2 separate regions of the Homo sapiens genome follow, and region 2 is linked to region 1. A link is an interaction called in ENCODE POLR2A ChIA-PET data of the cell type or tissue named here. Cell type or tissue: PC-9. All regions are shown on one strand. Links, peaks and the distances in the headings refer to the core of each region. The heading gives the core; the rest is flanking DNA.

Evidence for each region. Peaks named below come from ENCODE experiments on the same cell type or tissue, not always from the same donor. Only the 100,000 strongest peaks of a DNase experiment are listed, where the experiment ranks them.
Region 2: POLR2A ChIA-PET joins it to region 1 with 6 read pairs; 4 of 35 experiments call an interaction of 5 or more read pairs at or near these places.

The regions. Positions count from the first base shown.
Region 1 is chr10:100,916,144-100,932,157 of GRCh38, reverse strand. It overlaps SLF2 (SMC5/6 complex localization factor 2), which reads right to left. Exons shown (of 20, transcript NM_018121.4): 3 at 14,858-15,588; 4 at 13,717-13,774; 5 at 7,186-8,183; 6 at 6,139-6,209; 7 at 2,719-2,841; 8 at 2,161-2,328; 9 at 1,080-1,182. Among named protein-coding and RNA genes, the nearest start is that of SLF2, 11 kb to the right of the region's middle. In PC-9, for the core only: no CTCF peak of the experiment used is centred there; a DNase peak (open chromatin) is centred at 8,417; H3K27ac peaks cover 1,376 bases.
Region 2 is chr10:100,847,552-100,863,565 of GRCh38, reverse strand. No RefSeq gene overlaps it. Among named protein-coding and RNA genes, the nearest start is that of SLF2, 57 kb to the left of the region's middle. RefSeq lists an enhancer at 15,336-16,014. In PC-9, for the core only: no CTCF peak of the experiment used is centred there; no DNase peak of the experiment used is centred there; H3K27me3 peaks cover 5,856 bases.

The DNA.
Region 1 (16,014 bases), core at 3,696-11,695:
TGAGCCACTGCGAAGAATAACTTGTCATTCATAATCGTTCTCGTCTTTGAAAGAAGCATAATTCCAATCTAACTGAGTAGTTACTATAGTACTTGTTGATACAGAAGCTTTTATACTGGAAAAAGCCCCATCCATGCCCTCCCATATAAATGTCTTTTTTTTTTTTGAGACAGAGTCTCACTCTGTCCCCCAGGCTGCAGTACAATGGAGCAATCTTGGCTCACTGTAAACTCCACCTCCTGGGTTCAAGCAATTCTCCAGCCTCAGCCTCCTGAGTAGCTGGGATTACAAGTGCCCACCACCACACCTGGCTAATTTTTGTATTTTTAGTAGAGACAGGGTTTCACCATGTTGGCTAGGCTGATCTCCAGCTCCTGACCTCATGATCCACCTGCCTCGGCCTCCCAAAGTGCTGGGATTGCAGGCATGAGCCACCACTCCTGGCTGATACAAATGTCAAGAGTAAGAAACTTCTACATTTATCTGCATGAAGGTCCGAAGTATCTAGAGTAACACCAGAACTCCATACATAAGCATCAATGATACCACTGATATTTAAAAAGTTACCAATTGAGTTAACTTTCTGGAATTATCATATCTTAAATTTAAGATAATTATTTAAGTGGATTTAAGCGTTAAATATGAATGGGGAAAAGAAACACTTGGTTGGATTTGCATCCAAAAAAAAAACCATATATACGAATGGGGAAATATTAGCATACAATTAAAATTCTGAAAATGTATATAGGTACCACCATAAACATGAAAAAAGGTTAAAAAGAAATTTAGGTATGTAAGCATTAGAAGATCCCTTCTAAAACTAACTATAATAGTGATTTATCACTGTGGTGAAGGGTTCAGGCACAACTAACACTGACTGTCCTGTACAACTATCTACATTATCCCTTTCTTCATAATCTCTTTATATTGACTCTTTTTGCTACATTCTAAGCCACTGACATCATGGATGTGCTACATTAATTTTTTCTGCAGTAATGTGCAAATAAAATTATGTTTAAAAGCTTTTGACTTAGAAATATAGTAGGAGGCAACTATAACCCTCTAAACATTCCTCTTACCCGAAACAGCCACTTTAACACAGGGACAGGACACTGGACATAGTGATAAGCAGACGTAAGGAAACCTTGTGTTGTCAAAAAAATCTGATCTGTTTTTCCCGATCTGAAAAAATAAAGTAAAATCAACATGGCTATTAACTTCATGGCAAAATACTTCTACTATCACCACCAACACATCTGACATAATCAGAGAAATGAGCAAGCAAACTGTCTTCAGTCCATAGAGGTGGACTCTATACCAATATGGATGAGTTACTCATAAAATAAATTTAATTGATGGCCTAAAGCTGATCCAATCTGTTGGCTAGGCTCCACATTTAACTGGCAGACAAAGCTACATTTGCTGGTAGTGTTGAGAAAGAGCCTATCAAGTCTCAGACTGGGGAAGTACTTTAAAAAATTGGCAGCAGAACTGATGTGATCTCTCTAGAGCTGAGATATCATGCACTGAGAGAAATTAGATCAGTTTGGGCACTGTGGTGGAGATTACTAGTTGCACATCCCAGCATCTATTTTTGCCTTTCTTCTTGGTAACTGAACCCTGATCTGTAGCTGCAAACACTGGCTGCCTGAAATAAACATCACTCTCTGGCTTCCCTTGTGGCCAAGTGTGGTCATATTGACTAAGTTTTCTATTCAACTAACTTAGTGTGTGGGAATGCTGTGTGGAATTTCTGGGAATTTGAACTAAAGGCTGGAGCTAGAACAGCACCCGAAGCTAGGTGCTAAGAATGGTGGAGAAGAAAGATTATATGGTAAAACTGGCACTCCAGCCCTGGACTTCCTGCTTTTATACTTCTTTCAAATATACTTCTTGTTTAAACCACTATTATTTTGACAATCACTGTTATTATACACTGATCTTAATCATAATTAATAAAGGCATGAGATGTGTCAAACAACTATCCTACACTGCTTCCTATAATTAAAGAAGAAAACATAAAGATCAATAGTAATAAGAGGATTAGGAAACTTAATAGGTCATAATAGAAATTAACCTTTTAGAAGATTACGTGAGTCAGAAGTGTTTTAGAGTAATTTTTTATACATATAAAAGTAAAATGTCTATTTTTCTACTTACTTAAGAATAAGTTTTTCTACAGCACTTTGTCCAATAAAACCAGAGTCTCTTAAATCCAAGGTATACTGATTGAAAATTTTTCCAGAATTGAGGAAATTAAATATTTCTTCACCTGGATGATGATCAGGAATAGCATCAATTGTAACTGAAAATTTCTTTAGAAATTCCCTGAAACATAAAAAAAGTCAATCAATACCAAATTGTTACACTACATATAGTTTTGTATTTAAAAGCTGGGTGCAAAGAAAACCATTTTTTAAGCCAATGTTAATCCCAAATTAGAAGACTAGCATGAGAAAAGTATGCTTTGCTTCTTCCACTTTTTGTAGTTGTTAGTCAAAAGCCACTAAATGTGTCTATGTGAAAAGAAACAATAACCAGGAGAAAAGATAAAAGATGAAACCTGGCCCTAACATTTGCCTTTCAAACCCATTACAGACAGAAACCTATCATAAATTATTCACTAACAGCCATCAATGGCCCATTTATTTTACAAAAACAAAACTAAAAAATGTAAAAACTTTAATAAGGTAAAATACATTATGAAAAATGCTATACTTGTGCTCTTCTAAGAGGCCATCCTCATCATCTGTACTGTCTTCTTCTCCAATTCTGATTGGGGATTTAATGCCTCGGCCTTGCCTTATGTCTTCTTGTAGTTGCTTCTGCAGTTCATCTAGCCTGAGAATTGGAAAGAATGTTATAACAGTTTACTCTAAAAATATTTTTAAAAAGTCTTTAGTTTATATCTAAAAGCAGCACAAAGAAAACCCTTATTAAGTACCCTGGTATATAACAAATTTTGTTATACTATCGGTCAAATTATGTCTCCCAAATACATCACGACGTACAATTTTCATGAAAACAGATATATTTCAGGTGCTAGGCTTTTACCCAGTTACCAGTGTGGCATTAGAATAGTGTTCCACTGCATAAAAGACTTGAGGATTTCCATAAAGCTAGAACTTCAAGAATGATCTGTCCAAACCACTCACAGAATGGGAAAGGAAAAATGGCAAAGAATAAACATCACTAATTTGATTATCCTCTCTACTCTTTAAAGTTCACTGGGTTCTAGATGCCCAACAACCTGATAAGTTAACTAGGCTTTCTAGCAGCAGTAGTTGTCACTGTCATCATCATCACAACACCTAACATTTACCGAGCACTTAATATGTGACAGGCACTGCACTAAGGGCTTTATATATTAACTCTTTTAACCCTTACAACAACTCCATGTAGTAGTTTATAACGCATTTTATAGATAAGAAAACCAACATTAGAAAAGCAAAGTAACTTGCAAGAGCTTGTAATGCAAGGATGTGGGATTCATAGCGAGAGAGTCTAGCTCTAGAGTCCTTGCTTATACTGCCTCTCCAAGATTAAGTTATTTTAAACAAGGTCCTTACCCCAGCCACAAACAGTGGATAAGTACAGCTGAGGAGTAAATAACTAGTAAATGTACTGTTCTATCATTATAGAAAAGGGTCAATCATTCAATTAAACTAGTACTACTGTCTTTCATTTGTGAAGTGCTCAATTTTAAAGGAGGAACTTCAGATTTCATATCACAGATCACAAGAATTCATGAAATATTTAAAGAATTTTAAATACAGACAAGTTCTCTAATTAAATTCAGAAAGGGGGAAGCTTTTGAACTACTAATCATCTGAAAAATTCCTAAAGTTAGCTACTTGGTTATCAAGTTTGAGATATGTAGCACATACCAACTTCCATGTAATCAAGTCAGCTGAGCTGTTAGTGAAGTTCTCCAGGCTAGGTTCAAGGACACTCCTTGAATTAACAAGGAATATATTTTTCCCCTCTTATTAGCAAAACCTGTCCATAATTAGTCACATAAATTTCATTAAGATCATTATGATCCTCAACTTTTCTCTCTCTCTCTCTCTCTCTCTCTGTCTCTCTCTCGTGTGTGTGTGTGTGTGTGTGTGGGGGGGGGGGGGGGTGTTCATCATAATTCTAAACTTTTTCCTCAAAAGAGTAACTTGATAGAAATATTTCAGAAAATTCTACCTGTGTGAACCGCCCCACCCACCAAACAAGCCAATTAAAAACAGGCAAAGAATCTGAAAAGACATTTCTCCATTTGTATAACAAATGGCCAATAAGCACATGAAAATATGTTAACATCATTAGTCATTAGGGAAGGCAAACCAAACAATAAGGAGATACCACTTTACTGTTAGGATGGCTATTATCAAAACAAACAAAAAACAAAGATAAAATAATGTGTTGGCAAAGATGTGGAGAAACTGGAACCCTTATTAATTGTTGGTGCAAATGTGCAATGGTGCAGCCATTGTGGAAAACAGTGTGGCGGTTCCTCAAAAAATTAAACGGAATTACCATATAATCCAGTAAGTCCACTTACGTGTATATGCCCAACAGAATCTAAAGGAGAGACTTGAAGAGATATTTGTATACCCATGTTCATAGCAGCATTATTCACAGTAGCCAAAAAGTGGAAGCAATCCAAAGGTCCACTGACAGATGACTAAAGAAAATGTGTTATATACATAATACAATGGAATAATCAGCTTTATAAAGAACGGAAATTCTGACACATGCTACTATATGAATGAACTCTGAAGACACTGCCCTGAATGAAATAAACAGTCGTAAAAGGACAAATATAATACCACTTACATGAGATAACTAAAACACAGTCAATTTCATAGAGACAAAGTAGAAGGGTAGTTGCTGAGGGTGGGAGGAAGAGGAAAATGGGGAGTTATTGTTTAAAGGGTATGGAGTTTCAGTTTGGAAAGATGAAAAAGTTCTGTAGCTAGATGGTGATAATGGTTGCACAACATATAAATTTACTTAATGCCACTGAACTGTACATGTAAAAATGGTTAAAATGGTAAATTTTATATGTATTTTCCATTAAAAAAACACAAAAAATTCTACCCATGCTTTCGATCTAGAATTTCAGCTATCAGATACTAGTTGTAATAAACAGAAAGGAATTTATATTATTAGTTAGTGCAGTATACTATAAAAACCTGGATCTTTTGATCCAGTCTATGAACAAGAGAACCCATCTTATTCCCTTTTTTTTTTTTTTGAGATGGAGTCTTGCTCTGTTGCCCAGGCTAGAGTGCAGTGGCGCAATCTCGGCTCACTGCCACCTCCGACTTCCGGGTTCACGCCATTCTCCTGCCTCAGCCTCCCCAGGAGCTGGGACTACAAGCGCCCGCCACGACACCCAGCTAATTTTTTTTTTTATTTTTTAGTAGAGATGGGGTTTCACCATGTTAGCCAGCATGGTCTCGATCTCCTGACCTCATGATCCACCTGCCTCGGCCTCCCAAAGTGCTGGGATTACAGGCGTGAGCCACTGCGCCTGGCCCCCCACTTTTTTTTTTTTTGAGACGGGGTCTTATTCTGTCACCCAGATTGGAGTGCAGTGGCTCAATCACAGCTCACTACAGCCTTGACCTCCTTGGGCTCAGGTGATCCTCCCAACCTCAGCCTGTTGAGTAGCTGGGACCATAGGTATGTGGCACCATGACTGGCTAATTTTTGTATTTTTTGTAGAGATGGGGTTTCACCATGTTGCCCAGGCTAGTCTCAAACTCCTGGGCTCAAGAGATTTGCCTGCTTTGGCCTCCTAAAGTACTGGATTACAGGCATGAGCCATCACACCTGGCCTCTTTTTTTCATTTGAGACTGGGTCTCACTCTGCCACCCAGGCTGCAGTGAAGTGGCGCCATCACGACTCACCGCAGCCTTGAACTCCTGGGCTCAAGTAATCTTGCCTGGGTCTCCCAAAGTGTTGTGATTACAGGCATGAGCCACTGCGTCCGGCCAACATATCTTATTCTAACACAGTTGACAACAGAGTCCAAAATGCACGCTAATTTCTCATGATTTTTTAAAAAAGGTAAATTAAAAGTAAGCCACACAAACAAGCAAAATGTTAAATTTAGCAAATTAATCTTTATGCTAACAAACCTTTGTGTGTCTTCCATTTCCTTCACTAGACGTTCTAAGGTATTTGTGTAAGTTCCAGGATGAACATGTCCCTAAAACAAGAACATTTAGAAATACTTTACCACATGTCTTAGTAGAAGAACTGGGATGTTTTAAGTAATTAAGGGTACGAAAGACTATTTTCTATTTCAATAATCTGGGCCAGGATAACACCTTTCTTAAAGGATAATTTTCACCATCATGCTTTAAATCTAGTATTTTGCACTGCAGACAATTTGATTTTACTACCTATTAGGAAAGGCAGTACTTATAAAACCCTGCTAACTTTGAGATGTGACTGCAAACACTCAAGGACTCTGTGGCTACCCTGTCTTTACTTTTAAATTCTATTTTAGTAGAATCAAACTACTAATTTTTAGGTGTTACCATGGAATATTAACACCTTCCCCACCAAATTTTACAGACATCTTAGAATTTAATTCAGCTTATTCCCAAGATAGAATGAAGCACTTTATAAATAAAATTGCACACCACAATCAACAACATTTCTACACTCTACCTTCATTTACAGATGTGGTCTCCAAAGCAGGGGGTGTGCAAGGTGATCCATTGGGGTGCAGGAAGAAAATAATAGAACTTCTATTTATATGGAACTTCTATAGAGACTCCAGTAGAACTTAGTCTATAGTAACTTCTACGTCACTTCTACAGGAAAATACTTATTTTTCTCTTCTTCTTCCTTTTAAATTCTGTTTTTGCATATGCTTTAGAAAGTACACAGTATTACAGTGGTACATATATATAATCTAAAGGTATACATATATGTTGGGGTACATGCTCAAAAATTGTTAAGTGTGTGTGATCAAAAGAGTTTGGAGACCACTGACTTACAGTAATAAAACTAAAGATATGGAAACTCATTTACCAAACAAGAATTATTCCATTTTCAGTACAAATATGAGTTATAATAAATACTAAATTTTAAAGTAAGTTCCGATAATCCACCCCTTTCACTAATTAATCATCTTTCCCTCTTCAAGTAAAGATAAACGTCACAGAACTACTTACTGTATAGTCTGATGACTGAGATCTAAGCCCCTTGGAAAGAGCAGGAGGCTTTCCTGTAGCTGCAGGAGTCTGATTGAAGTTCAAAGCCATTATTTCTTCCAGTGACTTTAATGTTTCCTCTTCCTCATCACTGTCTAGGTTGTAACCTAAACTTTCTTCATCACTATCAAAATCACCCCTTAGTTTTCTTTTCAGTGCACTGCTACCTGCATTGGAATTTCCTGAACTCTCTCCTTCTGAAGGGGCTTTATCTGAAGGTGCTGCAGGGCTTGGGATACATGGCACAACTTCCAAAGCAGCAGGGGGAGACTTTGTAGGAGTGCCATATTCTGAGCGCAAAGGTCCCCCAGAAATTTTCCCTGAAGATACATTAGAATCGGCCTTATTAGTCTTTGCTTTGTGTTCCTTGTGTTTGGTGGATTCTGTAGAATGCCCAGAACATTCTTTAGATGAGGAACGCTCTTTATCTTTTTTAGAAACTGGAAGAGCACAATTTTTAGCATTTAATGGTACTAGAGAGGAACCAGCACTTGGAACACGGGAAAGTAAAGGTAGTTTTGTCTCCTTCTCCTTTGTCGTGGAGCTAGCGGTTTTATTTTTCTGAAGGTTGCTAGCTTTTTTAATTGCAGACTTTTCCTGAGATAAAGGTAAGTGGGGTTTCTGCATCTTAGTCTCCTTGGTACCTGCCACTTGGATTTGGTCACTATTCCTGGTAGAATGGTGGCCAGAATTGCCAGAATTTGAAGGTGCCAAGCCTGCAGAAGAGCCATCAGTTTCATCACTCGGTTCCTTGGATATATCTTCTAAGCGCAACACATCACCAGGTGTCTTCAGTGCAATATGTTTTATAAATTTTTCTTTCTGATGTGGTCCATCAGGACGCTTCTCAAGGAAGGACTCTCTTGCTTTTGGTATCATAGATTCTCTTGTGCTTTTCAGATCTGAGTCCACAGAGTTCCTTTTTCTTTTTTCAGGGAATTTATTCTGCTTAGAGCCTGCTAAAATTTAATTTTTGTTAGATTAGTGAAAAATATACTTTCCAACTTTAGTAAAGTTTATTCAGTGTCTAGAACACCCTAATGAAAGGTTTAAAATTCTAAGTATTAAGGCTGAGATTAGTCACCATATATGGAATGCAGAAAAAGAGTTACTTATCAACTGGATAAATACTGGTGTCCAAGAAATTTAAAGCTAATGACAAATGCTCATTTTCATTCCAAAGCTATGAAAAGTTTACCACCTTAACAGAATTAAAGATGCCACTCCCTAAAACAAACAACTGCATATTTGTACCAAGTTAAGGATGCCATAGGTACTTCTGGAAATTCTTTTAGACCTAGGACTACCTGGTTGCAGAAATGTAACACTTCTACATTTAAATGTATAGTACCTTAAAACACGTATAGGATAAACACTTGAAGGCAGATAAATGTTAATTTCTCATTAAAAAAAAAAAAATCACGCTGTGTCCCAATGCAGTATGACTGGTGTACTTACAAAAGGTGTCTTTGTCTTTGGAGACAAAGACAGACATGCACAGAGGGAATACAAGGTGAAAATACACAAGGAAAAGATGCTATGTGACTGGAGTGATGCAGCTGTAAGTCAAGAAATGCCAAAGATTGCAGGCAAACACCAGAAGCTAGACGAGGTAAGGAAGTATTCTCCCCTAGAGTTGCCAGAGACATTACGGCCCTATTGATATCCTGATTTCAAACTTCTAGCTTCCAGAACTGTGAAACAATAATTCCTGTTGTTTTAAGCCACCCTGGTTTTGGCACTTTGTTATGGCAGCCCTAGGAAACTAATATAAGCTATATTTATTATAGCCCCATCCAGAAGTACTTTAATAACCACATACATTTGAATGAACCAGTTTTTAAAAATTCATATTGTGGGCTGAGTGCGGTGGGTCACACCTGTAATCCCAGCATTTTGGGAGGCCGGAGTGGGCAGATCACTTGAGGTCAGGAGTTTGAGACCAGCCTGGCCAACATGGTGAAACCCTGTCTCTACTGAAAATACAAAAATTAGCCAGGCATGGTGGTGCGTGCCTGTACTCCCAGCTACTTGGGAGGCCAAGACAGGAGAATCGCTTGAACCTGGGAGGTGGTGGTTGCACTGAGCCAAGACGGCACCACTGCACGCCAGTCTGGGCAACAGAGCAAGACTCCGTTTCAAAAAAAAAAAAAAAAATTCACTTTAACCTGGTGCAGTGGTGTGTGCCTATATAGTCCCAGCTACTCAGGAGGCTGAGGTGGGAAGATAACTTGAGCCCAGGAGTTCAAGACCAGCCTAGGTACCAAAGCAAGACTTCAACTCAAAAAAACAAAACAACAACAAAAAAAAACACAAAAAATTCACTATTTGTGCAATCAGTATTCCCCAAACCAGATTTCCCTAAATCAAATTTTCTGCACATGGACAGATGTCTCCATTCCCCAAGAGTTGCTTTAAAAACCTAAAATGGCTGGGCACAGTGGCTCATGCCTGTAATACCACAACTTTGGGAGGCCAAGGTGGGAGTTCGTGAGCTCAGGTGAAACCCTGCCTCTGCGAAAAGTACAACCCCGTCAATCCCTTCTCTAGTTAGAAAATTTCTTATCTTTTGGCCATGTCTAGTGGCTCATGCCTGTAATCCCAGCACTTTGGGAGGATCACTTGGGCTCAGGAGTTTGAGACCAGCCTAGGCAACATGGTGAAATAGTCTCTACAAAAAATACAAAAATTAGCCGGGTGCAGTGGCATGTGCCTGTAGTCCCACCTACTTGGAGGCTCAGGTGGGAGGACTGCTTGAGCCCCGTGAGGCTACAGTGAGCTGTAATTGTGCCATTGCACTCCAGCCTGGGCACCAGAGTAAGACCTTGAATCAAAATGAGTAAATAAAATAAAATAAACCCGCCAAAACCAAACTTGAGAGGCAATTATTATTTGGATAGCTTGATCAATATATAATCTGAAAAATTCAATTTATAAAAATTAAATTAACTAATTAACAAATGCCCTTATCTCTGCTCTTTTACAGATATCTCCCATTACCTGAGGAAATCATTCCATCCTATTCAGTTTTCTGGGGTTAAATGTCTTACAAAAAGGACAGGGGTAACAGGATGAGAAATTAAATGACTAAACAAAAGAGAAGATTTGGCTCATTATCTTACTTTTAAGTATGGGATTACAAAAAATGAGCTACAGAGCTGCCAGTTTGAGTTTTGTTCCATTTTTCTAGAGAAGTCAGATAATTTAAATATAGCTAGAAATGAGGAGAAATTCCTGCTTTGCTCAGGCATTATTCAGGGTTGATCCAGGAGGAGACAAACACTGTTTGTGGAAGATGTTTAGGATAAGTCAGCTTATTAAGGGGTTTCATCATCTAGAATTAGAGAAAAGTGAATTGGTACTGCAGGTAGGATCCCCTTTAGCAAGCTCTTCAGGTCAGGTGATTAATTGCAAAATGTTCATAATTCTTTTTGTATCCTTTGTCAGCCTGTAGAGAATATTTGTTTTACAGTTTTTCAAATATTTCAAATATACTAATACATAAAATATTCATATAAGAGAGAGATTGAGTTTGTAAAAAGAAAAAAAGGAGGCTGGGCATGGTGGCTCACGCCCGTAATCCCAGCACTTTGGGAGGCTGAGGCAGGAGGATTGCTTCAGCCCAGGAGTTCAGTGCTGCAAGTGAGCTACAATCTCACCACTGCACTCCAGCCTAGGAGACAGTGAGACTCCATCTCAAGAAAAAGGAAAAATCCAAAGGCCATTAATAGGTGATTGGTTATTAATCAGTTACGAAATGTACTAGCAATGGATTAAATTTCCCCTCACAATTCAGCCAAAAGACAGGGCTCTAGAAGACCAAAGGGCTAAATGCCTAGTCTAACATTACTTCTGAAATCCCTGAACTTGTATGTGATTAATGATTGCGTGATTATGTACATTACCATGACAATTGATTAAGTGTATTAACAAGATGAACAAGACATATCATTTGGATTTTTATTTTTATTTATTTATTTTTTTCGAGATTGAGTCCTGCTCTGACACCCAGGCTGGAGTGCAGTGGCACCATCTCAGCTCACTGCAACCTCCACCTTCCAGGTTCAAGCAATTTTCCTGCCTTGGCCTCCTGAGTAGCTGGGATTACAGGCTTGGGCACCATGCCCAGCTAATTTTTGTAATTTTAGTAGAGACGAGGTCTCACCATGTTGGCCAGGCTGGTCTCGAACTCCTGACCTCAGGTGATCCATCTGCCTTGGCCTCCCAAAGTGCTGGGATTACAGGCATGAACCACTGCGCCTGGCTTAGATTTTTAATAATTTTGCTATCAGACACAATAAGCATTCTTCATGCTATCTAGATTGAAATATCCCCTTGTCCTTTACATGTTGAAATTCTGTTGATGTTAGTCAATTGAAGTATAAATGTATATTTATTAAGAGTATAATGCTATAATTATTAGTGATTATGAAACACATGCAAAAATATTGGTAATAAAAATATAAGTGACGGCAACCATCATAAGTCAGCCTCTGAAAATATGTAGAAAGCATCTTTTCCAAGCAGTACTCAAAAACTTTGCTAGGTGGGATTATATAAATGAAACTACTTTAGCCACCATGAATGAAATTTGCAAATCCAGGAAATGAAAAGATTTTTTCAAATCTTAAGTCAGAGAAAAAAGAAAAGGAATAATGTGGTAGCCACACCACCAGCAGCAGCCCCTTATATAAAATAATATTTTGTTCTTCCATTAACTTTGGTGCAAGGTGATCATGTATTTAGTATTAAAAATGTGCAATACAGTGAGTGCAGAAGCAATCTCCTGGCTGAGAAATTCCTGTTCTTCTACAATAATGTCAAAATTCACTAAAATTTGGTCATAAAATCAGCAACATTATAAAAATTAAATAAACAAAAAACACACAAAACTTTAGATTTATTCCTGTATCCTAGAAGTTCCTTCTATAATGGTAAAATATGGTTTCAGCCTTGGCTGAAGATTGATTTTACCAGTTGAGAGTTCTTGGTCAAAATGCAATGCACCTCTAAAATATAAATAAAATGAAGTAGATGAAACCTGAAGGAGGAATTAGAACTGACTCTCTGTACTTTGGCTTTTCCATCTCTAAAAGTAAACCACTATCATATAAAGTTATGAGGTTCAAACGAATTAGAAGCACATAAAATGGCATAGCACACAGTAAGTACTCAATGAAAGCCAGCTATTATTATCGTGTCCAATGTATCTTACTGAATGTGGGAATTTGTTTTTCAAAATGTATAGTCACATCAGGAAAAAAATCGGATACACTAGACTATTAACTGTTGTTAGTTGTGGAGACCTTTCATTTCTTGTTGCAAACTTCTGCAGTGTTTGCCTTTTTAATCTTCTATTTTCTAGTTTTAAAAAAAGATAAAATGTACTGAATTAACAGATTTGTTATTTTATATTTTTTTCAATCAATAAATGCTAAAAGTACAAACTAATGTCATGTAGATATCCTTGAAATTTAATATTAAAAAGGGATCCTTGGATTTGAAATATTAGAGAACACTGCTTTTTATCATGGTAACAGTCTCAACCCTATACAAAGCATCTTCAACATAATACCAACAACTCAGTCTACAATTCCAAGATAATAAGATTATGTTTCCTGGGGGCCCGGTGCAGTGGCTCATGCCTGTAATCCCAGCACTTTGGGAGGCCGAGGTGGGCAGATCACGAGGTCAGGAGATCGAGACCATCCTGGCTAACGTGGTGAAACCCCGTCTCCACTAAAAATACAAAAAATTAGTCGGGCATGGTGGTGGGCGCCTGTAGTCCCAGATATTTGGGAGGCTGAGGCAGGAGAATGGTGTGAACCCGGGAGGCGGAGCTTGCAATGAGCCAAATTACACCACTGCACTCCAGCCTGGGCGACAGAGCGAGACTCTGTCTCAAAAAAAAAAAAAAAAAAAAAAAAAAAAAGATTATGTTTCCTGATGTAGCCAAGGATTCAGAAGGAAACACTGAATACCAGTATGAGAAACATACTGTTAGGAACTCCTGAAGAGGGCAGAGATTCAAGACAGATTACAAATTATATGCACTAGGTCAGGTGTGGTGGCTCATGAGCTCAGGAGTTTGAGACCAGCCTGGGCAACGTGGCGAAACCTCGTCTCTACAAAAATACAAGAAATTAACCAGGCATAGTTGCCCACATCTGTAGTCCCAGCTACTCAGGAAGCTGAGGTGGGAGAATCATTCGAGGCCAGGAGGTCAAGGCTTGCAGTTGAGTCGTGATCATGCCACTGCATCCCAGCCTGGGTGACAGAGTAAGACCCTGTCTCAAAAACAAACCCAAATTATAAGTACTAGATTCAGGGACTAGTCTTTTTTAATATGATCTTACCAAACTCTTAATTAATATGAGACACTTAATTCATCCCCAAGAAGGGAACTGCATATTTAAACAAATTTATTTTAAAAAGCAGTGCCATTAAAATGGAAATTTATTTAGAAATCCATAAATTTAATTTTGATTCTACCTGAAGTAGGTTCCCATGAATCAGAAGAGGATCTTTTTCTTGAGAGATGTCCATTTTCCTATGAGCACAATGAGATAAAATTAATTAAGTGTTGGGGACAGTAAAGAATGTGAAGGCATTCTTCCTAACATTTAAACACAGATTTCTAGATTGAATAAGGCAAGCACCCATATTTGGAGGTAAATCCTAATGTCTATAATAAAATATTTAAAGATCTTAAGGTTTTTGTCATAAAAATTAAGGGCATTTGTATCATAAACATGTAAAAATATCATAAAAATGAAGTCAGTTTTCAAAATGCTGATTTACGTTTATATCAATAATTCAAGAATATTATATTAGAACACTGTATTTTTGAGACAAGGTCTCGCTCTGTCACCCAGGCTGGAGTGCAATGGTGTGATCAAACTCACTGCAACCTTGATCTCCTGGGCTCAAGCGAGCCTCCCACCTTAGCCTCCTAAGTAGCTAGGAGAACAGGCACATGCCACCATGACTGGTTATTTATTTATTTATTTATTTGTAGTAGAGCCAAGGTCTCGATATGTGGCTCTGGCTGGTCTCAAACTCCTGAGCTCAAGCAATCCTTCCACCTAGGCCTCCCAAAGTACAGGAAGCAGGAGGATCGCTTGAGGCCAGGGGTTCAAGGCCAGCCTGGGCAGTATAGGGAGACCTGTCTCTACAAAAAAATACAAAAATTAGTCAAATATGGTGGCAGGTACCTGGAGTCTCGACTACTTGGGAAGCTGAGGTGAGAGCATCATTTGAGCCCAGGAGTTTGAGACTGCAATGAGACATGATCACGCCATAGCACTCCAGCATGAGCAACAGAGCAAGACTGTCTACACATAAATAAGTAAGACTATACTTGCCTTAAAAAAAAAGAATGCTTACTTTTCTGACTAAAAAAGATCTTTGTTCCCAGTCTGAAAAAACTAAGGATAAGAAACACTGCTTTACTGAGTTCGATGAAGGGCAACTGGAGGAAATGTAATGAAACCAGCTTCTACACAAACTGTGCATAAGTATTTCCTTCAGGAAAGACGTCAATGTGATGTAACAACTCTTAAATATTTTTAAATTTAGTATTCTAAATATGACATAGCAGTAGCAATGCTAATTCAATAATTCTTACACATACCACATTTGACAGATTATTTTTTCCAGGTATGATGTCATTCTGTTTCCTTTGTTCCTGCCTTGGTTTATATTTTCTTTCTATACTAGATTTTAAGGAAAGACTGCTTGCTTCTGAGAAAGAATTCTCGGAGTTGATTCTCTGCTCCATTTGCTCCTTTCTCAACCTCTTTAGTTCTCGTTCTCTGCAGTAAGAAGCTAGTGACAACTGGAATTTAGCTCCCAGTGGGCTTTCTTCCGGGTGGTGCCTGGACAGGCTGCTCCTGCTGCTAAGGCTTCTGGAGCTGTTATTGAAGATGTCAGCTTCTGCCACTGTGGTCTGCTTTTTGGAGTCTGCATTGGTTTTGCCTCGATCTCTATCATTCTTCTCATTATTTTCATGAATGAATAGTGACTTCCTTCTCTCTGGGGATCGATGTTTTTTCTTTAGTGACTTCATCTCCTTTGGCAAGTGATATGAAGAAGGAACATAGATATTTGTTCCTTTGGCTAAATATTTGGAGGCTAGTGACAGACAAGGCCGACGTGACTCATGTATACCATGATCTTCATGGTGCTCTTTAACACCTTTCATGAAAGCTTCTATAATAGGGCTCTTTTCTGGTGGCACCCTTTTGGGTTTAGATTCTTTTGGTGAGGATAGTTTCCTTTCAAACTGCTCTGTCCCAGTGATAGACAATCTACTTCCTCCATATTTGATGTTTGATTTTTGTGGTGAATCCAACATGTGTCTGTCTAAATAGCCAATTAAAACACATACAAATTGCATGTTAGTAAAATATTTAATATTTATCTAAATTATTAATGTTTAAAATATAAATTAAACTATACTAATGTTACCACAAAAATTTTCAAACCAACAACTTGGATAATGATACACACTTTATTGGGGGGTATAGGAGAAATTAAGAGATGATTTATTTGTTAAAAGCCTTAGTTTCATAAAGCTCTCTTTTGGTACATCATATAACCTCCCTATGGCTCTATAAATTACTGTATTAGAGAATCAAAATAGTATGTATTATGAACATTAAATTTTTTACTAGAATAATATTTTAAATGTAAGAAAACATAACAGCAAAAAGACTTTCATATTTAGAACTTCAGTTTATCCTTGTAAAACAAAATACTGCATCTTCATTTTATTTTCAATTTTGAACA
Region 2 (16,014 bases), core at 5,317-13,316, 70 kb after region 1:
CTGCAGAGGGTTGGGAACCTGCTGTCCTCTCCCCAATCCCCAGGACCCTGTCCCCCAACCCCAGCGTGGGCTTTGTGTGCATGGAGGCTCCTGGGCTGTGCTGGGGGCCTTGTCACCCATCTGCCCTTCTGGAGTCTCTGCCACTGTCTCCCTGTGTCTTCATAAGAGCCTCCTTCCCTCTGTCACTCGTCCTGTCTCTGCCTTTCTCCCACATCTCTGCTTCTCCCTCCCACTGCTTTTCTCTCCTTGCACCTCTGAGGATCTCTGAAGGTGGAGACCAGGATTGGGCTGGGGCTGGGGACCTATGCCAGCCCTCTCCACGTGGGAAGTTCTATTACCATCTTCCCCAATCCAGTGGGATCCTTCAGGAATGTTACCGGGCCTTGTGGCAGGGCTGACCCTGCTGGCTGCTCTCTACCTCCTGCAGATTGTGCCCTCAACACTCTGACTCCCATGGGATGTTGTGGTGTTTTTTTTGTTTGTTTGTTTTTGAGATGGAGTCTTGCTCTGTCACCCAGGCTGGAGTGCAATGGTGCCATCTCGGCTCACTGCAACCTCCACCTCCTGGGTTCAAGCGATTCTCCTGCCTCCACCTCCCAAGTAGCTGGGATTACAGGTGCCCACCACCATGCCCAGCTAAGTTTTTGAATTTTTGGTAGAGATGGGGTTTCACCGTGTAGGCCAGGCTGGTCTCAAACTCCTGACCTCAGGTGATCTGCCCACCTCGGCCTCCCAAATTGTTGGGATTGTAGGTATGAGCCACCGCACCTGGCCCAATGCTGTGGTTTGACTAAACTCTCAGCTCTCTCAGGCCGCTTGGCCATTCACTTGTTCAACAATCATGGGGCAAATCTGATGTGCCTGACACTGTGCCAGCCAAGATCAGGAGGACACCCATTTGCCCTGCCCTCCAGGGCCTCACCCTGTAAGGGAGACAAATATGCAAACACATCAGGCTGCTGGTGTTCCAGCAGGTGGAAGAGAGGTCCCAATGAGGCCCAACGGAAGGGGAATTCTGTGGGTAGGGATATGGAAGCCTGAGGAGAAGCTTTAGAGAGAAGGGGGTTCTCAGCTATATTAAAACATTTTCTTTCTCTAGTTACAAAAATAATATTTGCTCCATGCAGAATACATAGAAGGCACAGAAAAGCTCAAAGGAAAACAAACATAAAATAGAACCTCTAAAGAAAATTTCAGGGAGTCTGGAAACATGATGGGGTGGTCAGGGGTGGGAGGAAGCCGGGGTCCAGTGGAGTTTGGAGAAGGGCATTCCAGACGGGCAAGGAACAAGGCACCCCAACATGAATCTGGGACATTTGGTTGCTGTAAGAAGTCAGCTGTGGCTGAAGTCTGGGGTCCTGTAGGCTAGCTGAGGAGCTGACCTTTGCTTTATAAGGAATGATGAGCCTATGAGAATAGTAAGTAGATGAGTGATGTGTTCCTATTTTCCACTTCAGAACAATTGTTCTGGAGGATGGATTGGAAGTGGTGGAGACCCGAAGCAGAGAGACCAGCCAGGAAATCACAGAGAGCATGAGAGGTGGTGGCGGGGAGAGTGTAGTGGGAGAGGAAAGAGGAGAAGCAGTAGGAAGGCAGAATGAATGGCAGTGGAGACTGCTGCGATGTGGGGGTAGGGGTGGTAGAGAAGGAAGGGCTGAGAATGAAGCCCAGGCCTTGGGCTTGTCAGTTGTGTGGCTGGTGGTGCCATTCACTAAAACAGGAAACCAAGCAGAGGAGCAGGATTCAGGTGGGCAAGCGGGGAGGAATGAGTTTGGTTTGGGACATGTTAAGTGTGAGATGGAAACGTGCAAGTGGAAAAGTTTAGTTGACAGTGGAATACACAGGTCTGGAGCTCGAGGGTGTAGATTTGTTCATTTCTTTGTATCAGTTAAAAAATATCTACTGAGCATCTACAATAGATTGGGCTGAGGATTCAACAGCGAATGAGACAGACTGCACCTTTCCCTTGTGGGGCTCACAGCTCCCCATGGAGAGGTAAGATCTGAAGCCATGGAAATGGATGGACTTTCCAGAGGGAGGGGAGAGGTAGGTGCCAAAATGTGAGCATCTCCGGGCTGGCAGCGGGACAGCACAGAGCAAGGGCCTCTTCCCTCTCTCAAATCACAGAAGGCCATCCCATGCACTTGCTCTGCTACCTTCTTAGACTCGCTTTGACTGGATGTCTCCTGGGGTCCCTGTTCCCCAGGCCTGCTCCTGCTAGTGTGCTCATGGACACTCGCATATGTCTGCGATCCTCCCTGTGTCTGCCCTGCTCCCACATGTGGGGTAGTGGAAAAGAATTTCAACAAACTCTGGTTCTATGTGACAAGTAAATCCTATTTAGCACCTGACATTGTTTGAAAGAAACTGTCCGGGCATCATGGCTATTGCCTGTAATCCCAGCACTTTGGAAAGCCGAGGTGGGCAGATCATTTGAGGCCAGGAGTTCCAGACTAGCCTGGCCAACATGGTGAAACCCTCTCTCTACTTAAGAAATAAAAAAATTAACCGGGTGTGGTGGCGCATGCCTGTAATCTCAACTACTCGGGAGGCTGAGGCAGAAGAATTGCTTGAACCCTGTTGGCAGAGGTTGCAGTGAGCTGAGATTGAGCCACTGCACTCCAGCCTGGGCAACAGAATGAGACACTGTCTTAAAAAAAGAAAAATAAACCAAGACTCCTTGCTATGGTCTTTAAAGCCCTTCATGGTCTGGCCTCTGCCCAATTACCCAGCCTCATCTGCAGCCAAGCCTCCCACATGGCCCAGGGGCTACCTTTGCAAACAAACTCCCAATCCCTGATCAGCTCTTGCTCTCTCCCACCTCCAAGCTTTGCAAATGCTCTTTCTCCTGACTCCATCTCCTTCTCCCAGCCAGTCAACCCAGCTGACTTTTTTTTTGAGACGGGTCTCGCTCTGTCACCCGAGATGGAGTGCAGTAGTATGATCACAGCTCACTGCAGCCCCGACTTCCTGGGTTCAAGCGATCCTCCTGCCTCAACCACCCAAGTATCTGGGACTACAGGCATGCACCACTACACTCGGCTAATTTTTAATTTTTTTGTACAGGCGAGGTCTTGCTATGTTGCCCAGGCTGGTCTCCAACTCCTGAACTCAAGCAATCGTCCCACCTTGGCCTCCCAAAGTGTTGGGATTACAGGTGTGAGCCACCATGCCCAACCTGCCCCAGCTAACACTTAATGACCTAGTCCAAGTGCTTCCCATCTGGAGCCTTCCCTAGTCTGCCAGAGTGCACTGCAGGCCCCTCTCATAGGTTTCTGTTATGGCACAAATGTTCATGTCTCCCCAAAATTTGTGTTGAAATTCTAATCCCAAGGTGGTGGCACTAGGAGGTGGGGTTTTTGGGAGGTGATTAGGTTGTAGAGGTGGAGACCCCATTCTCAAGCTGGTATTGCTATAAAAATAAACAAACAAGTCAGTAAATAAAAAGAGACACCAGAAAGCTAGCTAGTCCCTTTCACCATGTGAGGACACAGCAAGAAGGCACTATCTATGAGAAGTGGGACCTCACCAGACATGGAATCTGCTGGTGCTTTGATCTTGGACTTCCCAGCTTCCAGAGCTGGGAGAAATAAATTTCTGTTGTTTATATGCCACCCAGTTTCTGGTATTCTCTTATAGCAGCCTGATGGACTAAGACAGCTTCGCTTTTGGAAGGCCTTATTTTCTCTACCTCCAGATAAGGAGATCCTTTAGGACAGGGCTTGTGTTGTTTTTGTTCATCTTTACACCCCAGTGCGTAGCATAGTTCTGGGTACGTATTAGGTGTTCAGGATTATAAACTGTGCACTGAAGGCAGGCTGCTGTTGAGATCGAGCTCGAGGGGCAGGTGGCCTATGTGTTGGGCAGGGCCGATTTTAGAGACAGAGTTGGTTTTAGGGGGCTGATGTGGGGTGGAGGAAGCCTTGGCATTTGGGGTAACAGCTGGGTGCTGGGGTAGGTGGTGGGAGGTGGGCTGAATGTAGTAGGGGTGGATCTGGTGTTGGCGTAGTGTGGGGTGTTTGCGGGGGTGGTGGACGTTAGAAATGTGGTGTTGAGAGCTAGGCAGGTAACTAGGTGTAGGAGAAAGGGGTGAGCAGAGGAGGGAAGGGGAGGGAGCTGAACGCAGGAGCACAGGAGTCCCCCGAGACCTCTCCAGGGTTCTGACTTTTAATGCTGCTGATCCAGCTCTTCCTCAGTAACCAGCTTCTCCCCAGAAGGAGAGGAGAGGAGAGGAGACCCGAGGAGAAGAGCCTAAAAGGGTGAAGAAGGATTTTCATTATGAAGTTAATTAGCTTCAGAGCCGCTGCACCTTTCAGGACGAGGAATTAGAGGGATTTAATTGCTTTATCAGCCTTCCCTTTGATTTTCAGCAACCAGGCCGATTCCATTTAATTTAACTGCCACAGACGAGGAGAAAATTGATGCGCTCACCTGCCTCGGAGCAGAAAGAGAGAGAGTGGGGAAGAGGGAGAGGGGGAGCCAGAGAGACTGGCAAACACAGAGCCTGCAGATTAATGAAAACCAACAGCATTTGCTCACAATTGGAGATGAAGTGTGCCCTCGAGGTGTTTGGAGCTGTACGTGTGGCCGTGTATCCATGGCTCTGTGTGAGTTTGTGTGTGCGGCCGCGTGGGAGTTTGTGACGTGCATGTGTGTGGGGACGTGACAACGAGTGCCTTGGTTGACATGGAGGTGGGTGTGTGGGTGAATGTTGGTATGTGGCCGTAGGTAAGTGATGGTGGAGGCATGTGATTGACTGTTGAAGACTCTTCATACATTGAAACGACAGTGTGAGGGAGGATGGCTGTCTCTGTCTGCGTAACCATGAACACAGTGACTGTGTGTGTGTGTCATTACATAAATAAGAATTTTGCTCTGTGTGAAACTGCATACCTATTCATCCATTTGTTCAGCAAGCACTGAATAAACTTGTGCTAAGAAGCAGGCACAGTGCTATGGGGCAAAGGACACTGAGATGGAGTCCCTGACCTCAAGGATTCCCAGTCTAACAAGGAGAAAGACTGGTAAATATGCATCATAGTTAGAGTACTGTGCTGCATGGGTTGCCCTGGAAACACTGTCTGGAAGGCCTCCAAGAAGAGGTGGCTTTAAAGATAAGAAAGTCTCTAAGTAGAGAAGGCATTGATGGGGTCGTGGTATAGGAAGCGCATTGCAACCAGATCAGACAGTATGGGTCACATAAAGGGAAGCTGGGGCTGCTCAGGTGGGCAGACCCCGAGAAGAAGGACTCTAGAACATGCTAAGAAACGTAGGATTTCCTTCAGTGGGTACTGAGTTGGAGGTATCTCTCAGATATATGTGATAGAAAGATTGTTGGCCGGGCGTGGTGGCTCACGCCTGTAATCCAGCACTTTGGGAGGCCAAGGCGGGCAGATCACTTGAGGTCAGGAGTTCGTAACCAGCCTGACCAACATGGTGAAACCCTGTCTCTATTAAAAATACAAAAATTAGCTGGGTGTGGTGGTGTGCACCTGTAATCCCAGCTACTCGGGAGGCTGAGGCAGGAGAATCGCTTGAACCCGGGAGGTGGAGGTTGCAGTGAGCCAAGATCATGCCACTGCACTGCAGCCTGGGTGACAGAGTGAGACTTCATCTCAACAACAACAACAACAACAACAACAAAAGATTGCACTGATTCACTGACTGTTGTGTGGAGGCTAGACTGGAGAAGGCAATGGAATGATCTGGGGAGGGGACAAGGCAAAAGGAGGTGAATATTTCTGAACAGCTAGGTTGTAGATGATTCCATAAAGGGGAATATTAGAGGATGAGGAAGTTGAGGGATGATTCAGTCTGGAACATATAGAGTTCAAGTTGCTATGGGACATCCAGGTTGAGGTATCCAGTAGACAGCTGAATATGGGTTTGGAGCTTAGCAGAGAGGTGAGAGGTCCAGCCTGGAGATGGAATTGTCCGCATGTGTAGGCTGTAAACAATGCCTTAGGAAGGGATGAGGCGACTCAGGGAAAATGTTGAGATCAAGAAAAGAGGAGGGTCAAGGACGAAAGCCTGGAGATCAGTCATGTATATGAGACTGGAGAAAGAAAAAGAAATGGGAAAGATGGTGAAGAGTCAGACAAAACAAAGGAAAACTGAGAGAAAGTTAGAGAAAAGAGAACATTGCTGAGAAGTTGAGTTCCATTTTTAGACACGTTGAGCTTGAGGTTTGCTATGAGACATCCATGCAGAGATGGGCAGGATCTAGAACTCAGAGCTCTTAATGTGAGTGAATGCTTGGGGATGTGAGAGTTTATGGGGGAAATCTCGCATGGCTGGAGAATAGGATAAGTGGATGGATGCAGAAAATGATGAGATTGGAGAAGTGGGTAGGGTTATGTAGGGCTTTGAATACCAACCTCCAAGTTAGTACTTTAACCTGAGGGCAGGAGTTGTTTGCTGTCTTTAATAAGGAAAATGACTTGATCAGATTTTCATCTTAGAGATATGACTCTGTCTTAGTTTGATTTTCCCCTAGATCAGAGCTTGAGACAAGGACTTAGGTGAAGGCAGTTTATTTGGAAGGTGATCACAGGGAGCAGTCGTGAGGGAGTGGGGAGAGGGAAACAGAGAAGAAAGCTGGTTGTGGCCGGGCGCAGTGGCTCACGCTTGTAATCCCAGCACTTTGGGAGGCCGAGATGGGTGGATCATGAGGTCAGGAGATCGAGGCCATCCTGGCTAACACAGTGAAACCCCGTCTCTACTAAAAATACAAAAAAAAAAAAAAAAAATTAGCCGGGCGTGGTGGTGGGTGCCTGCAGTCCCAGCTACTAGGGAGGCTGAGGCAGGAGAATGGCGTGAACCCGGGAGGCGGAGGTTGCAGTGAGCCGAGATCACGCCACTGCACTCCAGCCTGGGCGACAGAGTGAGACTCTGTCTCAAAAAAAAAAAAAAAAGAAAGCTTGTTGTCTCTATGGGCAACCAAAAAGCGATCCTTGGAGATCCTCTGAAGAATCACGTAGAATGCACTTCAGAATTGTCCCTTTAAAGGACAGGAAGCTGGGTACTTATCTATTACTGGGTACTCGAAGGAGGTCCCCACTGGTTGACAGTTGCTGCCAGGGTCATTACATTCCCTTTCCTGGGCTAGCTGCACTGAAATCCGAGGTGGGCCAAGAGGAAGAGATGCTAGGAACAATAAAAGCATCTGCCTCATTCTGGCAGCCTCTTGGAAAGTGGATTAGAGAGGGAAAGGTTGGAAGTTGATGATTGTAATTGGAGAGGGAGAGGTTGAAGATAGATTATTGTAATGTCTAGACAATCCAAGATAAAGAACGCAGGAACTGATAGAAGGGCTGTCTTGGAGGCATAGAATTAACAGGACTTGAAGATCAATCTGATATTTGGGGTTTATGGCAGGCAGAATAATGGCTTCCCAAGTGTATTATTCTGTCTTCTGTTACTATAAAGGAATACCTGTTTAGAGGCTGGATAATTTATAAAGAAAAAAGTTTATTCGGCTCATAGTTCTGCAGGCTGCGCAACATGGCACCAGCATCTGCTCAGCTTCTGGTGAGGTCTCAGGAAGCTCTTACTCATGGTAGAAGGCAAACAGAATGGGCATGTCACATGGTGACAGAGGGAGCAAGAGAAATGTCACAGTCTTTTAAACAACCAGCCCTCACGTGAACTAATACAGGGAGAACTCACTCATTACTGTGGGGAGGGCACCAAGCCATTCATGAGGGATCCATCCCAAACACCTCCCACTAGGCCCCACCTCCAACATTGGGGATTGTTGGAGGAATCTTCCACATTTTAATATGAGATTTGGAGGGAACATCCTAACTATATCATCAAGGTCTATATCCTAATTCCAAGAACCTGTGGATATGTTATATTACAGAGCAAGGGGGAATTAAGGTTGCCAGTCAACTCCAGGAGATTTATCCTGGATTATCTGAGGAGATCCAATATACTCACAAGGATTGGCCCTTACAAGTTAAAGAAGGCAGACGGGTCAGAATCAGAGAGAGACTTGAAGATGCTATCCTGCTGGCTTTGAAGATGAAGGAAGGGGCCACAAGCCAAAGAATGCAGGCAGCCTCTAGCAGCTGGAAAAAGCAAGGTAGTAGATTCTCCTCTAGAGCCTCCAGAAGGAACCAGCCCAGTCAATACCTTGATCTGAGCTTAGAGTGAGACCCATGTTAGACTTCTAGCTTCCAGAACTGAAAAATAATAAACCCATGTTGTTTTAAGCCACTAAGTTTGTAATAATTTGTTACAGAAGCTATAGGAAACTAATAAAGGGTCCAAGAAGGATTCTCTAATAACTTTCAATATTTCTAGCTTGGTCCAGAGAGGGAGGAGGAATTCATGGAGAAAGGGAAGAGAAGTAAATTTGGGAGAGCAGCTTCCGAGCTATTTCATCCATGTTCTTTGTGCAACTGGAGGGATTTCCATGTGGAGCTATCCAAATGGAATATGAAGTCAGGGTGTAGGAAAGATTTTGGGGGAAGGGGAGGGCCTCATCAACATGGTGATATTTGAAGCTGGGGAAGCAGATGACATTTCCTGGCAGAGGATGAGGACAGAACCTTGCAGAGATGCCAGAGTGTTGGGGCCAATGGAGAAGCTGCTGCTGCTGGAGGCTCATTCTCTTGATCTCTGTTTCATCTTAATGAGCTTGTTGAGTTCCAGTGTTGGCTCCATGGCCTCCACTCTGTCTTCTCCAGTATCCTCTGACCTTCCCCAGGACCTTGGTTTCTTAGGAGGTAACCTACAGGGCTGCTCTGCTCTGTTGTGCAGGTTGTACACTGCACAGCTCTAAGGGCATCATTCACATAGACTACAATATAAACGTGGTGCCCTCCTAGCATTGTCAGTGCACTACCTTGTGAACAGTACATGACGGCCTGGTTGGTGTGTTTAGAGAGACAGGGAATTGGAATTGGACTCTCCCTTGCCTCTAACTCTGTATCTAGAGTCTTAGCCCTGGCTTGAATCCAGGATGCAAAAGAGGTCTCAGGAGCAAGGCCCAGACAAAGTGGGAGCAGCCCCTGGAAAGATGGGGCTCTGGAGGCTAGGCTCTCAGGTGTCTAGGCCTGGGACCTCCGTCAACCCCCCATTTCTTGGGTGGACAGCTCTTCCCTCTTCCCCCAGCACCCCACCCTGTTGACTGCCTTTTGATTAGAATGTGGACTCTAACTTGGAATTAACCTGATTAATGTAATGAAGGCAGGGCCGGCTCAGCACCGCCTGGTGATGAGGGGAGATGGATTGGGAGCGAAGGCGCTGGGATGGAGGCGCGGCCGTAATTGCTGCGTTTACTGCTACCTGCCTCGCTGACCCTGCTGTTTAGCCCATTAATGATGATGCACAAGCTTCACTTTCCAGAGATAATGACAGAGAATCTTGGGGGAGGGAAACAGAAGTGGGGGTCTGAGGTCTGAGGGAGACATGGATCTGAGGATAGGGCCATGGTGAGGGTGAGGGGTTGAGGGGCCCGGGGCACAGAAGCATATGATGGGACAGGGTGCAACAGTACAAGATGGGGGGCTTGCTCTAGGCTCCTGTCCCCTTAGGATAATTCAGGATAACCACCCACCACTGAGCTTTGGGTAGGGGCTGCAGCAGCTGGCAGGGCTCTCTGTCTGGGCAGGAGGGCAGCACCACAGACTCCCCAATTCAGGAGGGCTTCCTGGAGAAGAATCTTGGAAAGAGGAAAGAAAACCCAGCGGGTGGGCACGAGCTGAGCAATGCTTCTCCTATGCCTTCAGCACCTGCCTGGGACAGGGAGGAGAGCATGTGGGGGTCAAGGCAGAGCCTTGTGGGGCATGGTGTGGGCACACATATATGTACCCATGTACTGAGCCCAAAGAACCTATGCATGTCAATAGGAAGACTTACCACTTCCATTAATTTCTGTTTGATGCCTCAAAGAAGATGAAATTGATGTCCCTAATCTCATCTGCTGCCCCTCTATGTACTTTATCCTTACCTATGTACATCATTCATTCATTCGAGATAGTGGAGAGCTGCCCTAGTTCTACTGCAAACTTTTTGACCCCACAAGGTACACCCCTTCCCCTCTCTGGGCCTCAGTTGGCTGCTCTGTAAATGAAAGAGAGGGACCAGGTGGTCAGCCCTGATATGTGATGATGCAGAGATGCTGCCCGTCTTTCTCGACACCTGCAGCCTGCCTGGTGGCTCTGGGTGGATGGAGGGCCTTCTCAGAGCAGGCCCAAGGACCATGTGTTCCATGCTGTGTTGGATTCCTTCAGAACTGCCCACACCTACATCCTAGCGTTCTGGTAGCCAGTTGGCTTTGTGGACCCACATGAAGCTCCTGGGCATCAGAATTACCTGCTTTTTCTCATACGAGCCACAGCAGCCAGGCCTCCCTCACTGTGCACTAGGGCAATTGATTTGTAAAACAAATTCAGGACTTGACATTTATCCCTTAAATTTCATTATGTTAGTTTTGACCCATTATTCCAAGCTGCCTGTGAGGCCCTAATTTTGTCCTCTGCCATTTAACAAGTTTTACATCTTCTGATGATCTGGCGAGCCTGGAGGTCATTAACAAAAATAGGAACTAGGAACAGCTGAGGGTGGAGTCATGCATCAGAATCCTAGAAATTTCCTTTTGAGCTTACACTCATCTACTTTTTCAATACCTTTCTCCATTTTAACTAGTGGTTCTTGGTGAACCTACATTGGTTACTGCTGTGCATAAATGTTCTCTATTTAGTGCCCTTGCATTGTTAATGATGCATTTTCCAGAATGTAGACTCTATGAGGGCAAGAACCACATTTGCCTGGTTCACCACAGGATCTCCAGTGCCTGGCGATCTCTGTCTGAGATATAGACATAGAAGGTAGAGTACAGGCTGGCACGGTGGCTCACACCTGTAGTCCCAGCACTTTGGGACGCCGAGGCGGGTGGATCACCAGAGGTCAGGAGTTCGAGACCAGCCTGGTCAACATGGCGAAACCTCGTCTCTACTAAAAATACAAAAATTAGCCAGATGTGGTGGTGGGCGCCTGTAATCCCAGCTACTCAGGAGGCTGAGGGAGGAGAATTGCTTGAATCTGGTAGGTGGAGGTTGTGGTGAGCCAAGATTGCACCACTGCACCCCAGCCTGGGCAACAGAGTGAGACTCCTTCTCAAAAAAAAAAAAAAAAAAAAGAAGGTACAGAGTACAGGGTCATTGAGAGAATAATTGGCTCCTCTAGAGAAATGAGGATGGCAGTTGTGTTCTCATGGAGTGACTAGGAATGTCTGTGCGTGTGACAGCCCCAGTGCTTGCCTTCTGTTCTCTCACATCAGGCTTTGACAGGAAGTGATGAAGAGGAGAGGGAGATTTGGTGGAAATTTTTAAGCAAGTACTGAGGTACTTCAAGAGAGAAATGTGGTGTGTGTGTGTGTGTGTGTGTGTGTGAACTTTGGGGTCAGGAAGACCTGGATTTGCATTTTGCTTTAGTTATTTATTAGCTGCATGATTGGAGGTGATTGCTTATCATTTCAGAGCTTCGGGTTTTCATCTGTAAAATGGGGCAAATAATATCTAACCCCCCTCAGTTATAAGGATGAAATATAACTAGATGGACGGCGACTGGATGTGGTGGCTTACGCCTGTAATCCCAGCACTTTGGAAGGCCAAGGCAGGAGGAAGACTTGAGGCCAGGAGTTCAGGACCAGCCTGGGCAACATGACGAGACCCCATTTCTAAAAAAAAAAAAAAAAAAAAACAATAAAATAAAAATTTAAAAATAAAATAAAATAAATGATGGAGGAAGCCCCTAGCACGTGGCTTGGCATTGTGCCTAGGAATGATAGTCTCACCCTCTTTGCCCCCTCCCTCTTCCTTATGTGGACTGAAACTCTCAGGGAGAAAGAGAGGGAGCATGAGGAATGTTATTTGTGCTCCAAAGTATCTCTGTACAATTACGAAGATACTGTAAAGCCAACCTTGACTTTTTATTAAAAGCTGTTTCCTTAGCTGGGTGTGGTTGTGAATGCCTGTTGTCCCAGCCACTCATGAGGTTTAGGTGGAAGGATCACACGAGTCTAGGAGTTTGAGACCAGCCTGGGCAACATAGCAAGATCTTGTCTCTAAAATACATGCATAAATAAATTAAAATGAAAAGTTGTCTCCCCTTATTATATGGGTTATCAATGTTAATTGAGGAAAAGCTAGATTGAGACATGCAAAACACAGCATCGCCTGTAACCCTACTGCCCACACGTGTGTGGATCTCTGTCTACAGGGGGCATGTTGTACTGTTTAGTTTTTAGACACACTGAATTAAAGTTTTCAGGAGAACTTCCAGGTGGAGGTGTCAGCTAGGCAGATGGAAATGTGAGTCTAAACTGTGGGAGAGTGATCTGAGCTAAAGACAACAGCCTGGGCAGTTGTCTGCTTGCATGTAAGTGGGCTGTTGCAGCTGTAGGAAGGAGTCTGGGGCCTGAAGGAGAGGGTTGGGCTGAAGGCTGAGGGCAGAACCCTGGAAAGCACCAGCATTTGAGGGTCAGGTGGAGTTAGAGGAGTCAATGATCAAGACAGAGAATCACCAGCAGAGAGGATGGAAGAAAGTCAGGGGAGAGTGTTGTCAGGAAGCCAAGTGGAGAGAGAGTTTCAAGACAGTGGAGTGGGCAGCTGCGTGACATGCTGCAGGGATGTCACACAGGATGAGGCCCCAGAGAGCCATGAGATGTGCAGCAGGAGGACATAAAGATCTTAGCTAAAGCAGCTTCCCTGGGGTGGTGGAGGCAGAAGCCAGGTGACAACGGGAATGGGGCTAGAGGTGGGAAGGAAAGTAACAAGTGTGGGCTACTCTTCCAGAAAGTGTGGTGAGGAAGGGAAAGGGTCCTATGGGGTCCTGGACTGTGGGGGTCAAGGGATGGTAAGGTGAGCACATGTGCACACTTGGAGGTGTAGAGGTGGGGAAGGGACAGTGGAGAGAGAGAAGAGAATAGTTGAAGCAGAGTCATTATAAAGTATGACTTAATGGTTTATAAAACACCTCTGAGGCTGGGCGCGGTGGCTCAAGTCTGTAATCCCAGCACTTTGGGAGGCCAAGGCGGGTGGATCACCTGAGGTCGGGACAGCCTGACCAACATGGAGAAACCCTGTCTCTACTAAAAATACAAAATTAGCCGGGCGTAGTGGCACATGCCTGTAATCCCAGCTACTTGGGAGACTGAGGCAGGAGAATCTCTTGAATCCAGGAGGCAGAGGTTGTGGTGAGCCGAGATCGCACCATTGCACTCCAGCCTGGACAACAAGAGTGAAACTCCGTCTCAAAAAAAAAAAAAAAAAAAAGAAAGAAAGAAAGAAAGAAAAGTAAAGAAAAGAAAAAAATCTCTATATCTTCCACAAAGTCTGCTGAGGATGTTATCCATTACGTAGGTTCCTCCCTTCCACAAGGAACCACATGAGCGGCGGGATGCACAGTGGTTAGGAGCACAAGCTCTGGAGTTTGCAAACCCTCATTTGAGTCAAGGCTCAGCCATTTACCGACGATGAACTCTTGGGCAACCTCTCCAATCCTTGGTTTCTTCACACGTAAATTGGGAAAATAATACCGAATTTATGTGATTGCCATGCAAATTAGATGGGATGATAGATATTTAACCTGTTATATAGCATCAGGTTTATAGAATTAAAAAGGGAGAAGTTATTACTATTATTACTTCTCATTAAGAGTTCAGTCACAGGAAACAGACACCCATTCTATATTAAGCAGAAAAGAATGTAATACTGGGAACTGAGGGAGTTCTAGGCTGCTTCTCAGCAATGACTCCCAGGACCTTCTATGGTTTGTCTCTGAGGTCTGGCTGAACTCTGTCCACACCCATTCATCCTTCTATATGCTGTCTGCAGAGCTTTGAGGCACTAGGTAAAGACACGGAAGAAATTTGGGTACAATAGGATGTGTCGGAAATGATGTTTCATTTTTTCTGGTTTTGGAGTTCATGCTTCCGGAGGGAAAGGTGAAGAAGGCGTTTGAGCTGTGAGCTTAAAGATGGTTCTGAAGGCCTCAAGTGGTGGCTCACACCTGTAATCCCAGCACTTTGGGTGGCCACACCAGGAGGATCGCTTGAGCCTAGGAGTTTGGGACCAGCTGGGCAACATGGCGAAATCCCATCTCTACACAAAATCTAAAAAATTTGTCAGCTGTGGTTGCGCCTGTAGTCCCAGCTACTTGGGGGGCTGGGGCTGGAGAATCACTTGAGCCCAAGAGATCGAAGCTGCAGTAAGCTGTGACTGCACCACTGCGCTCCAGCCTAAGTGACAGAGCGAGACCCTGTCTCAAAAAAGAAAAAAAAGAGAAAACAAAACAAGAAGATGGTTGTGAAGATTAAAAATGAGGATTTGCTTTAAGTTCTGTGCAGGGGTGATCAGAGAAGTTTTAAGAAGAGATCTGCTGCCTGATTAAAAGAGCTTTAAACTGCAAGTTGATAATGGTATGTCAGGGAAGGAAAAACCAAAAATCTTTAAAATTGGATGCTATGGGGACTGCAGGTGTGATGGCTGCTGTGGTGTCATAAAAGGAGGAAGGCTTTAGGGTCAGGCAGACCTGGGTTTGAATTTAGCTTTATTTACTAGCTGCGTGATTGATTGTCATTTTAGAAACTCAGTGTTTTCATCTGTAAAATGGGTTAGCTTCACCTCACCTTCCTTTGACCTTGTCTCTCCCCAGTCCAGGATCTCATGGTCTCCTTTCCCTTCATCACCCAACTTTCTGGAAGAGTCGATATTATTGGTAAAATTTACTCCTCTCAGTTGTGAGGATTAAATGCAGTGATGGAGATAAAACCCCTGCCCATGGCTTGGCATTGTGCCTACAAATGGCAGCCCCATCCTCTTTTTCTCTCCCCTCCCTCCTCCTTATATTACGGGAGAATGAAATTCTCAGGGAGAAGAGAGAAGCATGTGGAGGAATGTTATTTGTGCTCTAAGATAGCTCTGATTTACCAGAGTCTGGGAAGTCAACCTTGACTTTTTTAAAAAAAAGCTGTTTTCCTTCATTACATGAGTTATGAATGCTAATTGAAGAAGAACTGGAAAATTCAGATGTGCGAAAAAAACATCACCTGTAATTCTTCCACCCATATTACCGCTGTTAATATTTTGGTATGTAGACTTCTGGACTTTATTTTTATGTGTACATAATGAAGGTTTTTTGTTTTTGTTTTTGTTTTTTTACAAAAATGGAATTATAAAATCATATTGCTTTGTAAACTTTATTTTTCACTTAACAAGGTATGGTGGACACTTTTTCATGTCAGTGAATATAGCTCTACAATCCATACCAATATTGTTAATGGCAGCAGAGTAGTCTACTGTAAAAAGGTTCAGATAGGTGTCAAGATGATATGTAATCAGGAATCTGCTGTCAGTGACTTCAGGGGATCCTGGAAATTAGGAGGGGTGCTACGGGGTGGAGTTGGACGAATACTGCCATCATAGCCAGCAAGGAGTAGGCTTTGGATATGGAAATTAAAGAGTGTCCAAATTAATGCTGATTCCTGGCAAAATTCTAGAAATGATTATTATATATGAGGTCTGGCAATGCTTAGCAAGGAGAATGATGTTTGGCAGAAGCCAGCATGAGGTCTCTACAAACACATACCAAAGGACAGCATATCATGCTTCTTTTGTTGATAAGGATACAGAATGAAGAGGTTAGGGGAATGCAGAAGGCACTGTTTTTATACTTACAACAGGGCATAAAGCAGCTTATCATTGTATTCTTGTGTATGTGATGGGAAAATGTGGGCTGCATGATGGCCCTGCTTGGAAGATTCATAGCTGGAGACTCACTCTACCCAAAGAGACGTGATGACAGGTTTTCTGTCTTGCCAGCATGACGTCTCTGAGCCTGTGACTCAGCCCTGGCCACGCGATGTTTCTATCAGTGACTCAAATGAAGATGTAGGTGTCCAGCTCATCACACCTTCAGATGACACAAAGAGGAACAGGCTTACTAATAGATTGGGTGACAGAATTGAGGTTCAAAATGATCTTGGCAGGCTGGAATGATGAC